4 separate regions of the Homo sapiens genome follow, and all the other regions are linked to region 1. The links are chromatin contacts, found by Hi-C or POLR2A ChIA-PET in ENCODE. All regions are on one chromosome and are shown on one strand. The core of a region is the stretch at or near the end of the contact, and the rest is flanking DNA. Distances in the headings are between cores, read along the strand shown.

Region 1 (4,970 bases), core at 1,349-3,848:
CTCTTCACATGTTGTTCGTGGGTATAGAAGTTCTTCCTCCACCCATTTTCACTCAGTTTATGTCTCTATGCCTGCTCCCCAGAGGAAGATGATAAAAGCTACTCCTGCTTCCCAAAGTGTGGAACAACTGGCTCTGCTCTGTCCCCTTTCCCCATCCCCTACTAGTGTTCATGGTTGGTCAGTCTTTCAGCTCATAGAGAGGGGAGCTTTGAGAAATAAATCTAGTGACTTACCCCAGCAGCAAATCCTAGGTGGATACAAATTGTGAAAAGGGTAATTGGGAGATATTTTAAAAGAGATGTTTCTCCATGTGCCACAACAAACCAATGCCTGAAGCTGGGTTCGTGTTCACTGGTCAAATAATGTCCACTTTAGTGTGTTTCTTCACAGTATGACTGAGAAGGGGTGGAAGATTTAGAAGAGTTTACTGGTAATTTCCCTCTGGAGAGGAAAAGGGGCCTGAATGACAAGGGAAAAAAGAAGGGGCTAATTTATTGTCACTCTCCCTGCTACTCCTAGATACTACTACTGACAAAAGTATATTAAACAGGGATTCTAAGAAAACATGGGCAAAATAAGAAAGCTATCCACTAGAAACTAAGATAAGTAGAATTTTAGCTGGTAGCCAACCGGCTAAAGATTAAACGCTCAGTTCCTTACCCCCTGCGGGGGGGCAAGGCAGGAAGAGAAAAGTGGCTCTTGACCGAGTGGAGGATTGTCTGTGACTGAATTTGCTGTTCCCCTTCTTGGCTCTGTTCTCAGAATCACAGACTGCCCCCCTCCCTGACAAGCAGACTCCAGCACCTGGTAGGGGTAAGAGAAGACAAGAGAGAAAAAAGGGAGACAGAGAAAGATAAAAAACATCAACAGCCATGTTGCCAAACTAACAACTAAATCAATGACATGAAAGAAGGAAATTAACAGCACTAACCAAGATAGAAAAGAATAAAATAGGATTACCTCAAGACAAAATAGGCCTCCTCCCCTTTGACACACTAACCAAATAAAACAGTAACCATTGGAAAAGAAATTTAACTATGATTATTTTTAAAATTAGAGGGTTGCATACTAAAATTTAGGAAATAAATGTTAAATCTCTGAGACCGGAATTTCAGAGAGTGTTTTATTCCAAATGAATATCTTAAAAGTATTCTCATAATTGCTTTTAAGAAATCATTTTTTAAAATAGAAGAAATGACCTTTAAGGTACCCAATATTGTGAAAGTAACAAAAATGAGATTTAAAAACATTTCAATTTAAATGGTTATAGTTAATAATTAAGAACACCCATAAATATAATGAACATACCAAGCCCACAAAAAAAAATCTGCATAGTAGGCTGCCCATATACTTTCTATACCTATTTAGAGTTGAACCTAACTCCACAAAGATGTGGTAACAATATATATAACTAATGGGAAAATGACAGCATACTGAAAGAATTTACATAGCAGTTGCATTGAGCATGGTTAGTGCAATAACCCCTCACAGAACAGAATTACCACCCCATCGCTATTCGCCAATACAAATGGGATAAAACAGTGAAATAACAAATGTGTGATCAGAGATAAGGACATATTAATAAGGGGAGATTGAAATTATTACCACTCTGGTTTGGGTTTTTTTTGGGGGGGGGTGAGGGGCAAGTAGTGTAATATTTACATCATGCTCAAATTTTTAAAGAATCAAAACTGGACAAGCAATTATTTGGTCATCCCCTTCTCATTCAGAGACTGTCAAAGGAAAAGATGGAATGACTGTCACACTCTCTAAAATTTACACGTAAGGAGGAAAACGTGGAATCGAATACAGTAGCTGCGGGACCGCACCACGTGATCCTCCTCCCGCGGTCGCTCCATAGAATTTGTGGGAAGGGGGGGGAGGGGGAGTGTCGCCGCAATCCCGAGGACAGGTCAGCAGCCCGCGGGTCCGACTCCAGCCGGCGTTCCCGGGGTTACCACACCCCCTCGCCGGCGGGGAAACCATACTCCTTACACGCCCGAAGTCGCCGCCCCCTCGACACGGCTCGCCCGGTCGCACGCACACGCCACGGGCCGGCGCCTCCCGGCACACGCGCGAAGGCCGGGCCCCGCCTCGCTCCCCACCGACTCCGCGGAGCGGCGACCACCGGCCTCAACTAGCCCCGGACCCCGGGCGCGCTCGGGCCGGTCCCCTCCCCGGCCCAGCCCCCGCTAATCGGGGGATCCATTCCGCTGAACTCGCCCACTCGGGAGGGCGCGCCTTCGCCTCACTGCTCTACACCCGAGGGCAACAGCGGTCGTACCGCTCACCTGGGTCGGGGGGCTCCTCCCTCGCTCTCGGCCGACTGAGCCGGGCTGGGGCCTTCGAGGAAGCGCGGGCCGCCGGGCGGCTGGAAGTGGGGGAAGGAGAGGAGGGGGAGGGGGTCGGGATACCGGGAGCCGCCTCCTTTCTCCTCCGCCGACTGCGGCTCCCGCAGGCTGGCCGGGCGTCCTCGCACACTCGCCCAGTTTCTCACAGCCTCGCGTCCCGTCAGCTTCTCCCTCACCCCACTCCCACACACTCTCACTCCCACACACTCACACCCGGCCGCTCCTCGTTCCCTCACTCGCCTGCCGCGCGCGCGCGCGACCCCGCTCACACACAGCGCGCGCGACGCCGGCGGAGACCGCCCCGCTCCCTCAGACCGAACGCCGCCCGCCCGCTTGCTGAGGAGCGGCGCGCGCCCCGGCCCCGCCCTCCTGGCGCCGCGGCGCGGCGGGCGGGGGGCGGCGGCCGGAGGAGCTGGGGGCCGGGCCAGCGCGCCGAGCACTGCCGAGCGGATCTGACACCTGCGTCGAGAGCCGCCCTCCCAGCTCCTCGCCCGCACCCGAGCCATCGCTGGCCTCGGGGGAAGAGAGGCGATGGATCGCGCGCGGGGAGCGAAAAGGGAGCGCGAGGGCGCTCCGAGGACGCGCCTCCCCACCCGCCCCCAAACCGTCTTCACTGAGAAAGGGAAACGGATGGGGGGGGTGGGGGGCGAGGTTTGCTCCCAACTCGAAACCGCGAGATTAGTCCCTTCCGTTGTACGCCCTCCCCGCCCTCACATTCCCTGCTTAGGCCCCATCAATCTGCGCCTGGAACCCCGACACGAGCCCCCTACCCCCTCGGGCGCAGGGTCCTGCCGGCATCCCGACGCCTCCCGCCCAGCCCTTCCGCCGGCCGCCGCCCGGAGTCTCCGCTTACGGTGGTTCCTCCCTCCGGTAGGCAAAGATATGGAGACAAAGATCATTCATACCTAGAAGGTCTTTATCCGGGACTGGAGTAAAGACAGTACCTCTGTATATTGAGAGGCAAATTTAAAACCACATGATAAATTTCCTGGCTGAAGCGGGTTTGGAGATACAGGCGGGGTGGATAGCGCCAGCTCTGCCCCCTAGAAACCGGCGTAAACCTTGGACAAGTTAGTTGCTACGCTTCCTCTGAGCCTTTGTTGTGAAAAGATAAAAGAGTACAGTCCGGAGTCGTTGTGAGAATGAAATGAGATATTTTAAGAGCATTTTGTAAATTCTAAAACTATGTATAAAAAATAAAAGTATAGCCCAAAGGAGGCTAAGAATATGAATGTTCAACTACGCTATTACATTTTCTTAAGGAGAAAAAAAAAGGGCTACAGACGACCTCCCAGGTTTACATGGAAGATTCACTTCCAAATAACTTCAGTCACCAGAGACACCAGGTGTGAGGTACGGTAATGTGCTCACCAGTTTGCCTTCTTGCTGGTCTCAGCCCTGTCTCAGTGACCTCAGCCAACAACTTTTCACTGCTCCTCTCCCAGTCAATTGACAATATAATTTCATTTTCTGCTTTTAAAAAATTTTTTGACTAATTTCCTTCAGCGTCTCGAGAGTCCTTTAAAAGATGTAGCATAACCCAGGGTGGTAACTTCTGGATCCAGACTGCCCGGATTGGATTTATGGTTCCACTCCCTATGTGAACCTCTGCAGTAACTTAACCTCTCTGTATCTTTATCTGCTGAGCTGTAAAAGTGAGGATAAAAATAGTCACCTACTTCATGGAGTTGTCATAAGGAGTAAATGAGTTAATAAGTATATAATATTTAACAGCTGACACAGATCAAGTGCTGTTCAAAGTGTTTAGTGCTATTATAATGTTAGGTCAGTGAGAGTAACCTAGGATAGGCGTCTAGTTGGTTTACAAAATTTAGAGGAACAAACGCCCTATAAGATAGATACACTATCTTGAGAACAAAGGGGATAAGGTCTACAGAACTAAATTGTTGCTATTTACTTCCACTCTGATATTCAGCCCCCTGGGACATAAAGTATATTCAACTCCAAGACCAAGAGAAGCATTTTGTGATCAAGGGAAGCTTGAGCACAGAGATACTAACACTGAAAATCTGACAAAATAAACACAGTGAAATTGACACAGGGAAAAAAATGTACAGAGGATCAATAATAATATTTAATTAACCTATTCCTTCAGTCCCACTCTTAAGGAATCCAATTCGTGGTAACTGCATCCCCAGAAAAAGTGGGTTGTACTGGTGAAACTGAGGATAGGAAGTATGACTATTAACTCACTTGCCACTTGCCCTTAAAAGTTGTTATTCAGGGCAGGGCGCGGTGGCTCACGCCTGTAATCCCAGCACTTTGGGAGGCTGAGGCAGGCGAATCACCTGAGGTCGGGAGTTTTGGACCAGCCTGACCAGCATAGAGAAACCTTGTCTCTACTAAAAATACAAAATTAGCCAGGCGTGATAGCGCACGCCTGTAATCCCAGCTACTCAGGAGGCTGAGGCAGGAGAATCGCTTGAACCTGGGAGGTGGAGGTTTCAGGCCGAGATGGTGCCATTGCACTCCAGCCTGGGCAACAAGAGCAAAACTCTGTCTCAAAAAAAAAAAAAAAAAAAGTTGCTATTCAATTTATTGCTTCTATGTGCCATACACATTCTAAGATATTCTCATGTATGTAACAACGTTGCTTTT
Region 2 (4,970 bases), core at 1,097-3,596, 1.9 Mb before region 1:
CCTGAAGGAGAGACATTAGGGAATCTAAGATATTGAATGAGGCTTTCCATATAATTCAACAAAATGGATTACAGCTGATATTTCCAGAGATACTACGGAATAGAGTGTTCAAATTTCTGTGAATTATTCTTGTGGTAAGTGTGGTGACCAACCCATCTCAGTTTGCCTGGGTGTTTCCAGGTATGGAAAGTCCCATTTCCCAGGAAACTCCACAGTCCTGGTCAAACTGGAACGGCTAGTCACCCTAGTGGTAAAACATGGTGCTTCCTGTTTCTTACGTACTTTCCAAAATGGTGGCCCATTGTAGGGACTGATTCATTTTTCTATATTAATAGTTATATAACTACTAATATGGACTCAAGGAAACGTGGCCCAATTTGCCTTTTTAGTCATTCTACTTGAACCTTATGCTCTAGCTATACCGAATTTCTTAGTGTTCCCCAAACATGAATTTTCACACCACTGTCTTTGCTCGGGTCATTTTCTGCCTGGAATGCTTTTTCATCCCACTGAACATACACAGAACTTACTTCTCAAGGTCCAATTCAAACACTTCCGTTGACAAGCCTTTTCCAATACTCTTTTTTCAAATTTCCCTACTCTGCAATAGAATGCTCTTGCTTCCTCTGCTGTACTACCGGCATGTTTTACACACTTTTTTTTTTTTAGACGAAGTTTCGCTCTTGTCACCCAGGCTGGAGTGCAACTGCGCGATCTCCGCCTCTCGGGTTCAAGCGATTCTCCTGCCTCAGCCTCCTGAGTAGCTAGGATTACAGGCACGTGCCACCAAACCTGGCTAATTTTTGTATTTTTAGTAAAGACAAGGTTTTGCCATGTTGGCCAGGCTGGTCTTGAACTCCTGACCTCGGGTGATTTGCCCCCTTTGGCCTCCCAAAGTGCTGGGATTACAGGCATGAGCCACTGCGCCCGGCCACATATAGGCTTTCTTTTCTTTTTCTTTTTTTTTTTTTTTTTTTTTTGAGACAGAGTTTCGCTCTTGTTGCCCAGGCTGGAATGCAGTGGCACGATCTCAGCTCACTGAAACCTCTGCCTCCAGGGTTCAAGCAATTCTCCTGCCTCAGCCTCCCGCGTATCTGGTATTACAGGCACGCGCCACCACGCCCAGCTAATTTTTTTGTATTTTTAATAGAGACGGGGTTTCACCATGCTGGCCAGGATGGCACATATATTCTTAATTATAGCAATTGCTCCCTTGTGCTGGTATTCGCCTTACGTGTTTGCTTTCTTTTCTAGACTACCAGATCAAATGGCTTATTTCTAGTTTCAAACTGTCACATAGGAAATGTTTGTTAAAACTAATGTTTTATAAAATTTAAAGCTTATTTTACATATTATCTCATTAGATCTCTCAAGAATTCTGTGAGCTTGGCAATGTAGATTGCTGTATATGCATTAGGCTGATGAACAAACAGGCTTAGAGATAGTCACTTGCCCGAGGTTAGTTAGCTGTTAAGTGTTGGGATTGAATCCCAGGTCTTCTCTCCACCACTTTCTACTAAAAATCACTGAAGGTTGTCAACCGACAGATAGGATTACTCTGTGTGTTGATAACAAAAGGGTGATCAATAATATCTGAAAAGGAAACTTTGTGTAAAAGTCTTTCCCTTACCTTAAAAACTACGCCACACTGGAGCATTCTTTCATTCCCCCAATTTAATTCTATCTGGCGAGAAACAATAATGGGCTAAACCATTATTGTATCGTAAGTCAAATTGCCAAAACTTCACAGGCTACTAAAAGTTAACCCTTATTGAATGAATTAAGAACCTTAGAAGTTCTGCTGTTAAAAAAAGCACGGTGACTGTCAGGGTTTTTCAGGTGTGGGGGGTGTGAGGGTTTTAAGAGTTGGATTCCTTTGACTTTGTCTCTATTATTATAGGCTTAGAGGTCCCGGGTAACTACCAATCGCTATCCAAAGGGAAAGCACCCTGTTAGAAATTAAGTAAGAAAAATAGTTTATATTCCCGGTCTGCCATTTCGATTCTAAGCTTTATCTTTATTTAGCTCACAGTTAAAGGGGGCATAGAGCCACACCCACCTCACAAACGCCGCAAGGATTGGGAGACCAGAAAAGTAAAAGTGACTTGCAAACCTTTAGCTCTAAGTCCATAAAAAAGACTATCATATGCTCACATTTCTAATCTTTGCTAGTATAATGTAATCTTTATTTTGAAAACAATGTGCCTCCATTCCTAGTAAAGCGAAAGTCACGGCGCTGCGACCCTCCCTTCAGCGCCTCCGGACTCTCACGCGATACTCGGCTTTCACGCTTTAGTCTAGGGCTGCACTGCAGGAGGAAGAGAAGCGCCTGTGGTGACGCACTTATTCCGCGCGATGACGTCACTGCAAGGCGCCGGGGGACACGTTGGCTGCGTTTTCGGCGGGCTTCCCGGGTACAAAAATGGCTGTGGCTAGCGATTTCTACCTGCGCTACTACGTAGGGCACAAGGGCAAGTTTGGGCACGAGTTTCTGGAGTTCGAATTTCGGCCGGACGGTGAGAAGAGGCCCACGGCACGCGGTGCTGGGAAAGGGGAGCGAGACCGAGAGGCCGGGTGGTGTGGAGGGTACAGGCGGCGGAGGCCACTGCTTCCCTCGAAGGAAATAGGAGCTTAAGAATAGAGGAGGCATAAGTTGGTTTTATAAATGAAAGAGAATTAATTGCAATAAATTAAAGCTAATCCTGTCACAAACTGAAAAGTTGAACCTACAGTAATCAGAATTCTGTAACAGTGCACCAGAAGGGACTCTAGATCGTCGCCCTGATTGAAAATGCTAGCACTTTTTTGAAAACACCCCCACCAGCGGGTGGTCCAGTGGATGAATAAAATCTTGTGGTGACCAGTACCTTTTTTTCATTTAGGCTGTGTGTTTTCTTTGAAGGGGAGGAGCCCAACGTGTTAACAAATGAGAATAATAATATGTTTTAGGTGTTTACGTGTAATTGTTCACCATAGGACGCATGAAGAGTACCAAGCAAGAGGGGAGAGGTAAAGTTCCACAGGAGGGAGTCAGGAAGATCTTCTTAGAGGACGGCACTCTTGAGATGAGTCTCGAAATGAGAGACTTGGCCTTTGAGAGAAAAAAACAGACTTCCAGAGCAGTATGAGCAGAGGATGAGGTGAAACTGCTACCCAAGTAGTGTGCAACAGTGTGTTTTCTGACAGCGCTATCCTTAGAGAATGTTACATTGATCTTGCCTACCTGCAACAAGAAAGTTCATTTGGATATATATTTTTTGGGTTTTTTTGAATGCACGTTTTGTGCTGGACAACAAGCAAATACAAAATTTTAAGGTACAGTAATGAGTAAGACAAATTTAACTAAAGCAGATTTGTCTTGGTGGGAGGCACAGACATTTAACTATAAAGCAGTATGCATATTAAGTCCTATAAGCAGGCTTTGGACAATGTTCTGTGAGAGCAAGAATAAAAAATTAGAGAAGGAACGTATATTAGGAAAGGAGAAGAGTATCAAGCATTTCAGGCAGAACTCACGTTAACTACAGTCCTGCAATTATTATTATTATTATTATTTTGAAACAAGGTCTCACTCTGTCACCCAGATCTGAGTGCAGTGGCACGATCTCAGCTCACTGCAACCTCCCCCTCCCTAGTGCAAGTGATCCCTCACCTCAGCCTGCCGAGGTGCTGGGAATACAGGCCCACGCCACCTCACCCAGCTAATTATGTTATGTTATGTTATGTTATGTTATGTTATGTTATGTTATGTTATGTTATGTTATTTTTTGTAGAGATGGGTTTCCCCATGTTGCCCAGGCTGGCTTCAAACCCCTGAGGTCAAGGGATCCACCAGCGTCAGCCACCCACAGTCCTGGGATTACAAGCATGAGCCACCGGGCCAGCCCTGCAATTATTTAGAAACCTTAATCACTGTATTTAACCTTACCGTCCCCATAAATTCAGCTAAATTTACCTGAATTCATCTATTCTTTATGTAGTATTATTTTCAGTTCCTCTGCCTGCGAACACCATCAAGCTTGTCCCTATCACTTTTAGCAGGTCACATGAATTAAGTACCTGAATATTATCAGGGAAGTTTTATGCTAGAACAGTGGTTCTAATCAATGTATCTGCCACTACACTGTTACACATACTTCCATTGGTGATATTGAGCCTCCCGAAGACGCGTTTCTTTTCTTTTTTTTTTTTTTTTTTTTTTTTTTTTGAGACAGAGTCTTGCTCTGTCGTCCAGGCTGCAGTGCAGTGGTGCGATCTCGGCTCACTGCAACCTCCGCCTCGTGGATTGAAGCGATTCTCCTGCCTCATCCTCCCGAGTAGCTGGGATTGCAGGCATGGGCCACCATGCCTGGCTATTTTTTCGTATTTTTAGTAGAGACGGGGTTTCTCCATGTTGGCCAGGCTGGTCTCTAACTGCTGACCTCAGGTGATCCACCCATCTCAGCCTCCCAAATTGCTGGGATTACAGGCATGAGCCACTGTGCCTGGTGCCAAGCCATCAAAGACTGTCATTTCTATCATTTTAGAGTACCTGTTGCACATTATAGCTGTGTCTGGGCAACTGACTAGCCATAAGGGGAAGCATACATCAGATAATACAGCAATCATGATGGATTAAAATTAAATATAAACTAGCTAACAAACTCATCAACTTTGATCCAGAAGCATCGTTTGTATGCTTCCTAGTCATAATTCTAAAATGTCTGCATTATAATTGCATGCATACATTTGAAGGAAAAAAATTTTTAAAAGAGAACATTTTGGTGTAGTGGGGAAAGCCTGAGTATTGAAAGAAAGTAGATCTAGATCTGAATCTTGTGTGACCCTGGTTAAGTTACTTAACTTTGTTTTCTCTCCTATGAATAGGTGAGAGAATAAAACCCGATTTTTGGGATTGTTTTACAGATTAGATTAAATGCTCTGGGTGAGGCACTTAGCACCGATACAGACATATAACAAACTTTAAAGGA
Region 3 (4,970 bases), core at 1,523-4,022, 1.7 Mb after region 1:
TTTCACCACGTTGGCCAGGCTGGTTTCGAACTCCTGACCTCAGGTGATCCGCCCGCCTCAGCCTCTCAAAATACTGGGATTACAGGGGTAAGCCACCATGCCCAGCTTTTTTTTTTTTTTTTTCTGAGACGGAGTTTTGTTCTTGTTGCCCAGGCTGGAGTGCAATGGCATGGTCTCGGCTCGCCGCAACCTCCATGTCAGGCCTCTGAGCCCAAGCCAAGCCATCGCATCCCCTGTGACTTGCACATATACAACCAGATGGCCTGAAGTAACTGAAGATCCACAAAAGAAGTAAAAATAGCCTTAACTGATGACATTCCACCATTGTGATTTGTTCCTGCCCTACCCTAACTGATCAATGTACTTTGTAATCTCCCCCACCCTTAAGAAGGTACTTTGTAATCCCCCCACCCTTAAGAAGGTTCTTTGTAATTCTCCCCACCCTTGAGAATGTACTTTGTGAGATCCACCCCTGCCCACAAAACATTGCTCTTAACTTCACCGCCTATCCCAAAACCTATAAGAACTAATGATAATCCACCACCCTTTGCTGACTCTCTTTTCGGACTCAGCCCGCCTGCACCCAGGGAAATAAACAGCCTTGTTGCTCACACAGAGCCTGTCTGGTGGTCTCTTCACACGGACGCACATGAAACTCCATCTCCCGGGTTCAAGTGATTCTCGTGCCTCAGCCTCCCAAGTAGCTGGGATTACAGGAGCCGGCCATCACGCCTGGCTAATTTTTTTGTATTTTTAGTAGAGACAGGGTTCCACCATGTTGGCCAGGCTGGTCTCTAACTCATGACCTCAGGTGATCCACCCGTCTCAGCCTCCCAAATTGCTGGGATTACAGGCCTATATATATAATTTTTGTTTTTTTTTGCAAGACAGAGTCTCGCTCTGTCTTTCAGGTTGGAGCGCAGTGTCATGATCACGACTCACTACAGCCTCAACCTCCCAGGCTCAAGTGATCCTCCCACCTTAGCTTCCTGAGTAGCTGGGACTACAGGCATGTTCCACCATGCTCATCTAAATTTTATTTTATTTTTTTTGTAGAGACAGGGTCTATGTTGCCCAGGCTGGTCTCCAACTCCTGGGCTCAAGCAATCTTCCCACCTCAACCTCCCTAAGTACTAGGATTACAGGCATGAACCACTGTGCCCGGCCAATATAAGGCATGCAAAACTATACTAATTTTCCTTTCTGGATATATGCTGTATGTAAAGTATTAAAATAGGCATGGGATTGATAAATACCAAAGTCAGCAAAGTGGTGACCTCTGAGAAAGGAAGGAGGGAAATGCCCTCAGGAAGGGATATACCGGCTTTTCAAATGTATAGGTGATGTTTGTTTCTTAACCTGGAGAAGTTATATTATCCTCTACTTTTCCGTGTGAATGAAATATTTTGTTTTTTAAAATCTTGCCCAAAATGGGAGTAGGGGTAGGGAATTTGACAGACCTAGGTTTAAATTCTGTCTGCCGCTTACTTGTAAAGGAACTTACCCAGTTTCTTAATTTCTCCAAGCCTCTGTGTCTGTAAGAGGACATCATCATAATAAATATTCTATTGCGCAGCCAAAGCAAGTGAAATAATACGGATGAAAGTGCTTTATAAAGTGCAAGTGCTACAGAAGTATAAGCTGTAATTTTACAAGAATGCGCCACAAATTATTGTAACTAAGAGTTATTGCAAGAAACTCTTAGCATTCCTTTGTTACATACTCTCACAGAACCTTGACCCTTTCCTTCAGAGCACTTACCTTCTCTTGCAATAACACGTTAATTGATGCTATTATTTGTGCATCCTCCCACTCCGTGGCTCTGGGCTCCTGATTCTATTCCCAAGCCCAGCACAGTCCCTGGCATATGGTAAGTGCTCGACAGATTTTTTTTTTTTTTTTTTTGGCGTAATCTTAACAGGATTACCTGTAGGAAGTGAGAATGAAAAGCAGGGAGGGGAAACAGGACTCTTCTGTTTTACATTTCTATACTGTTATAACTTTTATCATAAACATGTATTACTCAGTGCAAAATTATTTGAATTTTTAATTAAAATAATAAGTGTTAAATAGGCATATCTTAATTTCATCGCCTCTAGGGGGAAGGTCATGTTTTACTACAGGAAACTGCATGGAAAAGGGATCCATGAAATAAAAGGAGCAGACAATGTCTGTTCCTGGGGCACTGGGCTTTCCGCTGAACCTCCGGGAGTGAAGGCGACGAGTCTAACAACCTAAGAATTTAAGAACGGGCCGGGAGGCGCCGTTAGGGGGCGCGCGAAAGGCGGCGCGGGCGTTCCCGCCTCCCCGTTACATGCCCCAGTAACCCCAGCGCCGGCGACCGGGAGTAACCTCGCGCGCGGGCGGCCCCCCCGCGTCCAGACTCTCGCCTGCTCCCGCCTCAGCCAATGGGAAGGCAGCGAACCGGCCGGCCGGACGGTCGCCCCGGAGGGCTCCTCCTGGGAGCATTTCGAACGGAGTTGAACTGTCGCCGGGCCACGGGCTCAGACCTTTCCAATGGCAGCTCTGGGTCCCGACGCCAAGCCCCGCCCAGCCCTGAGCCTCCCCGTGTGCATTCTCGGCAGGAGTCACCTTTGCCTTACAAACCTTCAGACCCGCCCTCTTCCTACCTTGCCGCGCTAGGCCCCGCCCTCTGCGCAGGTCGGCCAATAACGGGGTGAGCTGGCGCCGCGGGGCGGGCCTCCAGCCAATGCGCACGCCGTGGGCGGGCCCCGAGCCGGAATTGGGGGTGAAGCGATAGCGTTTTGCCCGCATTCGGGGCGCGCGGAGCTGGGGGGTCCCTGTGGGGCTCCCGGAGTTAAGATGGCGTCCTCAGCGGAGGGGGACGAGGGGACTGTGGTGGCGCTGGCGGGGGTTCTGCAGTCGGGTTTCCAGGAGCTGAGCCTTAACAAGTTGGCGACGTCCCTGGGCGCGTCAGAACAGGCGCTGCGGCTGATCATCTCCATCTTCCTGGGTAAGGACCCTCCTGCCTCCCTCCGCCCCTCGCGGAGTCCCCGGGGAGTAGGGGAGGAATGGGGACAGGACCTCCCTCTCTTCCCGGAGCCACCCGGGAGGGCTGTGCCGGGTGCGGGTGTGAATCCTGAAGCACACCAACAGCTACTGAGGGAAGACAGAAGTCCTGTCTCGAGTCTGGGGCGCTGTGCCCTCTGAACCTCTTCATCTTTCTCTTCAACCCCTGCCATGCCCTCTGGCCTCTCAGTCGGGCCCCCGCCCTCTTGTGCCAGGCTCTACCCTTGCTCCCACGACCTGTCTTTATTTGTCGCTCTGTTGAGTTCCACTGTCTGGCCATGTGTCCTGCTCTGTCATTAATAACCACCCCGCACACGCGCGCATCTCATCGGTAGGCATAGGGCCCCTAACTTTAGCCCTTTCGGCCTTTTCAGCCCCATATTCCATATTTCATATTCTGAGCGCCTGTTTTGCTTATTGCCAGCTTATATTATACTTTCGTCTCTTTTCTGTCCCAGTCCTACTATTTTCTTTTTATACCATGTTGCTTTTTTTATTTTCCAAGCCACCTACCTGTCATTTACCCTGGAATATCATTTTAATGCTGGACTTGGGAAACAGGACTAACAACCTCCTTAAAATCGATCCATACTATTCCAAGCGTTTATTACACGTGTGGTTCAAAGGATGTGGTGTATCTGAATTTATGCCACAACAAGCTGTATTACAACTGGTTTATAGGCTTTTTTACCGCATCCTCACTCCATGGTTTAATACATGGAGGTAGCATAGTACAATGGAAAAAAGTATGGGTTTTGAAGGCAAACAAATCAGATCCAGCCTTGTTGCTGCTCACAAACTGAAGGACCCTACGCAGGCCGCAAAACCCTCTGGGCCTAATTTCCTTATCTATGAAATGAGGACAACAGTGCCTACCACATAGGATTGCCATAAAGTCCTGTAGAAGGGCCAAGATTGGGAAGTACCTGTACATATATATACATAAAATTTAAGCAGTTGGAACGTTTTATGAAGGTTATAGAACTTTAGGAGCGGGTGAGTGGGAAGGATTAAGCAAAAGCTGTAAGTGGTGATAAGGAAACAGGACTGGGGCTAGAGCAGAGGGTTAGAGGTCTGAACCATGAGAAGTTTGAGATAAAGTTGGGCAGGTGTGGAAAGCCTTAAATGCCAGAGAGAAGTTTGGCGTTTATCCAGTATTCAGTAGAAACACTGATATATAATATCACCAGAGGGTGTTAACCCAATCTAGATAATGGGATAGGCATTAATTCATATTTAAACAACCTTGCCTAATAGCATTGTTACTTTCCTATTACATATCAAACCAAGATCTTCCTTTCTTCCAAATAAAGATCACCTTTTTCTTCCTCTGTGGAATCGTAAGATTTTAAAGATGGAATGGAACTGGGGTTGTGCAGTTTGCTCAGTGTCACCCAGACATCATCCAAATTTATCAGCACCCTAGTCTAGGCTTATTTGCACTACACCAGCTTTGAACTTCCTACTCTTTCATCCTTGTTTCTGACCCAGTTATTTTTGACATTGTAATTAGCAATTAGTGTTTACATTTGACAGGACGCAGCGGCTTATGCTTATAATCGTAACACTTTGGGAGGCCAAGGTGGGAGGAACGCTTGAGGCCAGCCTGGGCAACATTTTATTTGTCTCTACAAAAAATTAGGCCAGGCGCAGGGGCACATGCCTGTAATCCTGGCATTTTGGGAGGCCAAGGTGGGCAGATCGCTTGAGGTCAGGAGTTTGAGACCAGCCTGGCCAACATGGTGAAACCCCATCTCTCCTAAAAGTATAAAAATTAGCTGGGCATGGTGGTGGGCACCTGTAATCCCAGCTACTTGGGAGGCTGAGGCAGGAGAATCACTTGAACCCTGGAGGTGAAGGTTGTAGTGAGCCAAGTTAGCTCTACTGCACTCCAGCCTGGGTGACAGAGCAAGACTCTGTCTCCAAAAAAAAAAAAAAAA
Region 4 (4,970 bases), core at 1,478-3,977, 1.0 Mb before region 1:
TTTCTTGCCAAGGGAATAAAACAAGAATACGAAAGGAAGAAGTGAAACTGTCTTTATTTGCAGATAACATGATCTTGCATATCATGTCATCCTAAAACATTCACAACAGCAATAAAAATTAGAGGTAATAAACAAGTTCAGCAAGATTACAGGATAAAAATCAATATAAAATAGTAATAGTGCTTTTACAGACTAGCAATGAACAATCCAAAAATGAAATTTAGAAAAATCTTTGTTTACAATAACATCAAAAATAATAAAATAAAGAATAAGTTTAATAACAGAAGTGTAAGAGTTATTCTGTGAACAATGCAAACCATTTCTGAAATAGATTAAGGAATATCTAAATAAAGGAGAGATTCTGTATTTATGGATTGAAAAAATGAATATTACTCAGTTTGCACTATTCCCAAAATTGATCTGCTGAATCCCAGCTGCCTTTTTCATGGCAGAAATTGACATACTTACCCTAATTTTTTAACACTCTTTTAATACTCTACATGCTAGTAATTTTTTTACTTTTATATGACTAGATCATCAGTCATATTTTTCTTTTTTGAGACGGAGTCTTGCACTGTCTCCAGGGCTGGAGTGCAATGGCGCGACCTCAGCTCACTGCAACCTCTGCCTCCTAAGTTCAACCCATTCTTCTGCCTCAGCCTCCCAGGTAGCTGGGATTACAGGCGTACGCCACCACGCCCGACTAATTTTTTATATTTTTAGCAGATATGGGATTTCACTATGTTGGCCAGGCTGGTCTCGAGCTCCTGACTTCATGATCCGCCCGTCTCGGCCTCCCAAAGTGCTGGGATTACAGGCATGAGCCAGGGCACCCGGCCCATCAGTCATATTTTTCATATGAATAAAAGTCTACTTTTTAGTGAAAAATGATTATTCTCATTCTGGAAAACTGTTATAGCCTAATTATAACATTCAGCATAGCATAACTGATTTGGTAATTCAACACATAATTACTGAGCGGCTGTTATGTTTCACACAAAACTAAGTGATGAAAATAAAAATAATAAAATGTGAGTCTTACCCTCAAAATCTAGACAGCATAGTTGAATTATGGCATGGACTTAGAACTCAGTTATCACTCTTAAAATGTACTGGTTATGCCTTTGGGAGGCTGAGGCGGGCAGATCACGAGGTCAGGAGATCGAGACCACCGTGAAACTCGTCTCTACTAAAAATACAAAATATTAGCCGGGCGTGGTGGCGGGCGCCTGTAGTCCCAGCTACTCGGGAGGCTGAGGCAGGAGAATGGCATGAACCCGGGAGGCAGAGCTTGCAGTGAGCCGAGATCGCGCCACTGCACTCCAGCCTGGGTGACAGAGTGAGACTCCGTCTCAAAAAAAAAAAAATTATTGGTTATGCAACCACCTGCAGATAATAAAACCTCTAAAAGTCAGTTTTTCATGTATGTAGTAGGTATTGTCTAGTCACATACAAACAGTTGGAACAGCCCAGAAAAGGGAGAGAGTGTCATGCAGTCTTAAGAGACAGAGGTCGGTGCTCAAGCCTCATCCAGGGTCAGAAGTTGGTCTTTATAGGAGGGATCCCTAAATGCCACAAAGCCAGGATCTGTTCTCTAGTTATTTAATTAACCTAAGTTAAATTTCTTGGATGAGGGGTAGGGATGGGGTGACTGCAGTTTAGATTAATTCTGCAGAATGCACTTGAGTGGGTATTGAAAAAACCAGTTTTTCCATATGCAGATTTCCAGTTAATCTACTAGTCATAAGCTAATGGATCCTGCCATTTTTCATATCTGACATTTCTATGTCCTATGACGGTTTCACAGGTAGCTAGGCTCTCCTCCATTATTTCCCTCTGTATGGTGTTGGCTGCATTTTTCTCTGATTTTACTTCTTCATCAATGATCACATCTCCATCTACTCTCCATTTTCCAGGAATTAGTTGAAATTTTTCATCAACTAATAGGACCCTGAGCCTTTGTGTTATTGTTTTAGACTAACAAATTTTTATTCACTTAATTCAATTTTAGTGGAATTTTAGAAGAAATAGGAGATAAAATCTATGTTTGCTATGTTGTATTCGATAGTAAATTTCTGAACACCTCATTTTAAAATTAGATTTTTTTCTTTTATGTCATTACCTTGAATTATTTTAACAGAGTTATTTCTGTTTCTTAAATATATATTTTTTAGTTCAGAAGTCCTCTGCATAATTCATGTTTTACCTCAGTTTAATGTTAATATTATAAAGCATACAGGAAAGCAAATAGCTTTCAGAATTTTTAAGGTATTATCTAGACAATACAATGCATTTAGAGAGGAGGATAAAAGACATAGGGCCCCTTTCTGTAACTTTCGTAATAAAATCCCTTCTTTTTCTTGTTCTGTTTCCCAAATAGCTATCCTACTTTGGAGAAGATGCTGGAAATTCAGAGTTTCCGCCAGAGAATATATGCCTGAACTAAAAGAGGAAGTGGTCTATAGGAGAAAATGGTGAGATATCTTCTGTGGTATTAATAAAAGTTAAAAGCATTTCAAGTTTAGGCAGAAAACTAACTGAAAAACGAGAACCTACTGTATGGTTAGTAATTTCTTCCATGTCATACAAGTATTCGAGAAATCTGCTACCTTGATTAGTAAGACTGAACACATTGGTTTTGTCATTTATTCATGGAGGAAGTCCACCACCCACTTGGGGAGCAGAAGGAAATTTGCCATCTCAATTTACTTATCAGAAGTTTCTTTGCAGAAATATGATTGTCCCTTCAGTGGGACATCATTTGTGGTCTTCTCTCTCTTTTTGATCTGTGCAATGGCTGGAGATGTAGTCTACGCTGACATCAAAACTGTTCGGACTTCCCCGTTAGAACTCGCGTTTCCACTTCAGAGATCTGGTAAGCTGGATTTAGGGTGCCTTTGAGAATTAAGATTTTACTAGTTATCTCCTTTATTTCTTTCTTATGTATCTAATTGCCAAACTGAAAAGAGGAGATTGGATTCAAAGCAAAATTCATTGAATGCTAAGAATAAGAGCGAATGTTTTTAATGAAGCAAAATGTCTGTTCATAAAATAAATTGCCACTTTGGTTTTAATATGTAGAACTTTGCTTCTGTTTTCATAGCCTTTCTATTTCTTGATTTCTCGTGATGAATGTTTATATTCACACAGCAACTTCTAGCGGGATCACGCCTTTCTGCTCCACAGCTTTGCTCACTCTCAATCAAATCTGACCTTTTAACATAATGTGATAAATTCATCTCCACTGGGAAAAATACCTGTGGCAATTTACTCATATTGTTATTTATTCTTTTACAATATCAATAGGATAAAAATGTAAACTTAAGAAAACATGAAACGTTAGATTTAATTTTATAAAGTCTAGAATTAATGACTAGGTAATTGAATATTTCTGGAATCAGAGGCGATAAGCATATGCCTAAACTTAACATGGTGCCTTCATCACCAAACCCCCTCAAAAATTATAGATTTTCATAGCCAGTGTCTTTTCTATTCTTTGAAGTATTAAGGAAATTTCTCTGTCTTGTTACATTTCCATTCTCTGCTCTAGGGTAAGAATTTTTGTAGCATAGAGTTTATGTAGGTGTTTTAAATAATTTAAAGTTCCTCCTTTGTATTTGCCCTTGTGGAATGAATCTGCTACTTTGTTCGTATTTCCAAGGAATGTATTTCTTCTTTATATTTTCAAAAGTTTATAGTTATCAAAGGAATCTAGTGTGTGTCCTTTTCTGGTTGTAAAAGCATCTTGTTTCTTATTTTAAACCTTACCTCTCTATTTTACCCAGCAGAGGCTAACTTGCTTTCTTTTCTTCCAGCTTAGGCACTTTCACTTCCTATGAAATAGTGAAACATAATTTGAAAAATAACATGGACTAGAACTGCACTGTCATTCCCCTATGCTTCAAAAATGTCCTGTAGTTAGTTTCTTTTTCTAGAGGTTATTTTACTCAGTTTAAGCAACAAAACCAATATTTTTGATTCCGCATTCCAGGGTTTAATTGCCTTTCTGTCTATGGTTTGAACTTTTATAAATAAAACCTTATTCTTTTCCCAGTTTAGGGATGTGGGGCAACATCTTTTAATGTGATCTAGTTCAATCTTAGAATGCTAAAAATGAGAAAACGAACTATATGAAGATTAAATTACCTACCTATAGTCATGCTTATGACCAGAAGTCAAATATCATATTGTTCTTGTGCTGTATACGTGTGGTGTTAGATAAACGCAACTTTTGTTCTCATGCGTCACTTCGCCATCAAGCGAAAGAGCTGTTGGATAGATTAGATTTTTGTTGTCTTACATACAGAGTCCTACACAATTGTTCCTGATCTCTTCTAACCTCATACCTTTCACTGATTTTGCTCTGGCTATTGGCCTTTTCTTTTCTCCTAAAGGTTGTCATATTCCTTACCATTTCAGAGCCTCATAAAATGCTGAATCTTTCTACATAATCTATTAATCTTTGTGTTTCTAGCACCTCACACCGTACTAAATATAGAGCAGGAAATTAATAGATGCTTGATAAGTAAAATAATTTATAAATGGCTGAATAAATAAATGAATCGCATTAGACGATGAATGTATATATGTATGCTCATTGGTTCTCCAAGATGTAAAGCATAAAGGAATGTCATCAGGAAGCTTAGCAGGACATCAGTGAGAGTGTGTGTTTGAACTGAGAATATCCCAGAAATTTATGCTTTGCTTAAATCTTACTTAGGAGGCCTAAAAGAATGATCAATATCTTTTATGTTAGTCTTTTTATGAAATCTGAAATTTTATTCTACTAAACTTAGGGATCCATAATTTCAGTTCGTCATATTAGTAACATGTGTAGTGGCCAGGCACAATGGCTGACGCCTGTAATCCCAACACTTTGGGATGCCGAGGAAGGAGGATCGCTTGAGCCCATGAGATTGGTACCAGCCTGGACAACACAGAGAGACCTCATGCCTACCAAAAATTTTAAA

The links. Hi-C counts contacts between places; a loop is a spot of excess contacts on that map. ChIA-PET counts read pairs that join two places held with the same protein, here RNA polymerase II (POLR2A). Pooled maps may share reads with other maps.
Region 2: a loop to region 1 is called in a map of naive thymus-derived CD4-positive, alpha-beta T cell, with 5 times the contacts of the local background. The contact joins the promoter of MAGOHB here to the promoter of RIMKLB in region 1. A Hi-C loop is called at or near these places in 1 of 168 maps with a recorded cell type or tissue (naive thymus-derived CD4-positive, alpha-beta T cell) and 6 of 50 pooled maps. POLR2A ChIA-PET finds 5 or more read pairs at or near these places in 1 of 52 experiments (B cell).
Region 3: a loop to region 1 is called in a map of naive thymus-derived CD4-positive, alpha-beta T cell, with 27 times the contacts of the local background. The contact joins the promoter of LPCAT3 here to the promoter of RIMKLB in region 1. A Hi-C loop is called at or near these places in 1 of 168 maps with a recorded cell type or tissue (naive thymus-derived CD4-positive, alpha-beta T cell) and 4 of 50 pooled maps. POLR2A ChIA-PET finds 5 or more read pairs at or near these places in 1 of 52 experiments (BJ).
Region 4: a map of OCI-LY7 shows a loop between it and region 1 (5-fold over the local background). The contact joins the promoter of CLECL1 here to the promoter of RIMKLB in region 1. A Hi-C loop is called at or near these places in 2 of 168 maps with a recorded cell type or tissue (CD8-positive, alpha-beta T cell and OCI-LY7) and 1 of 50 pooled maps. POLR2A ChIA-PET finds 5 or more read pairs at or near these places in 1 of 52 experiments (AG04449).

What each region holds. Positions count from the first base shown.
Region 1 is chr12:8,695,619-8,700,588 of GRCh38, reverse strand. It overlaps RIMKLB (ribosomal modification protein rimK like family member B), which reads right to left and starts at 2,598. Exons shown (of 6, transcript NM_001297776.2): 1 at 2,292-2,598. RefSeq lists silencers at 1,994-2,163, 2,694-2,793 and an enhancer at 1,803-2,769.
Region 2 is chr12:10,610,985-10,615,954 of GRCh38, reverse strand. It overlaps MAGOHB (mago homolog B, exon junction complex subunit), which reads left to right and starts at 2,346. Exons shown (of 5, transcript NM_018048.5): 1 at 2,346-2,516. The coding sequence starts at 2,423. RefSeq lists enhancers at 1,532-2,409, 2,226-2,625, 2,410-3,289.
Region 3 is chr12:7,016,278-7,021,247 of GRCh38, reverse strand. LPCAT3 (lysophosphatidylcholine acyltransferase 3) reads left to right here and starts at 2,772. Exons shown (of 13, transcript NM_005768.6): 1 at 2,772-2,974. The coding sequence starts at 2,824. RefSeq lists a silencer at 2,162-2,421.
Region 4 is chr12:9,730,854-9,735,823 of GRCh38, reverse strand. It overlaps CLECL1 (C-type lectin like 1), which reads left to right and starts at 2,727. Exons shown (of 2, transcript NM_001441815.1): 1 at 2,727-2,875. The coding sequence starts at 2,794. RefSeq lists a silencer at 4,935-4,970.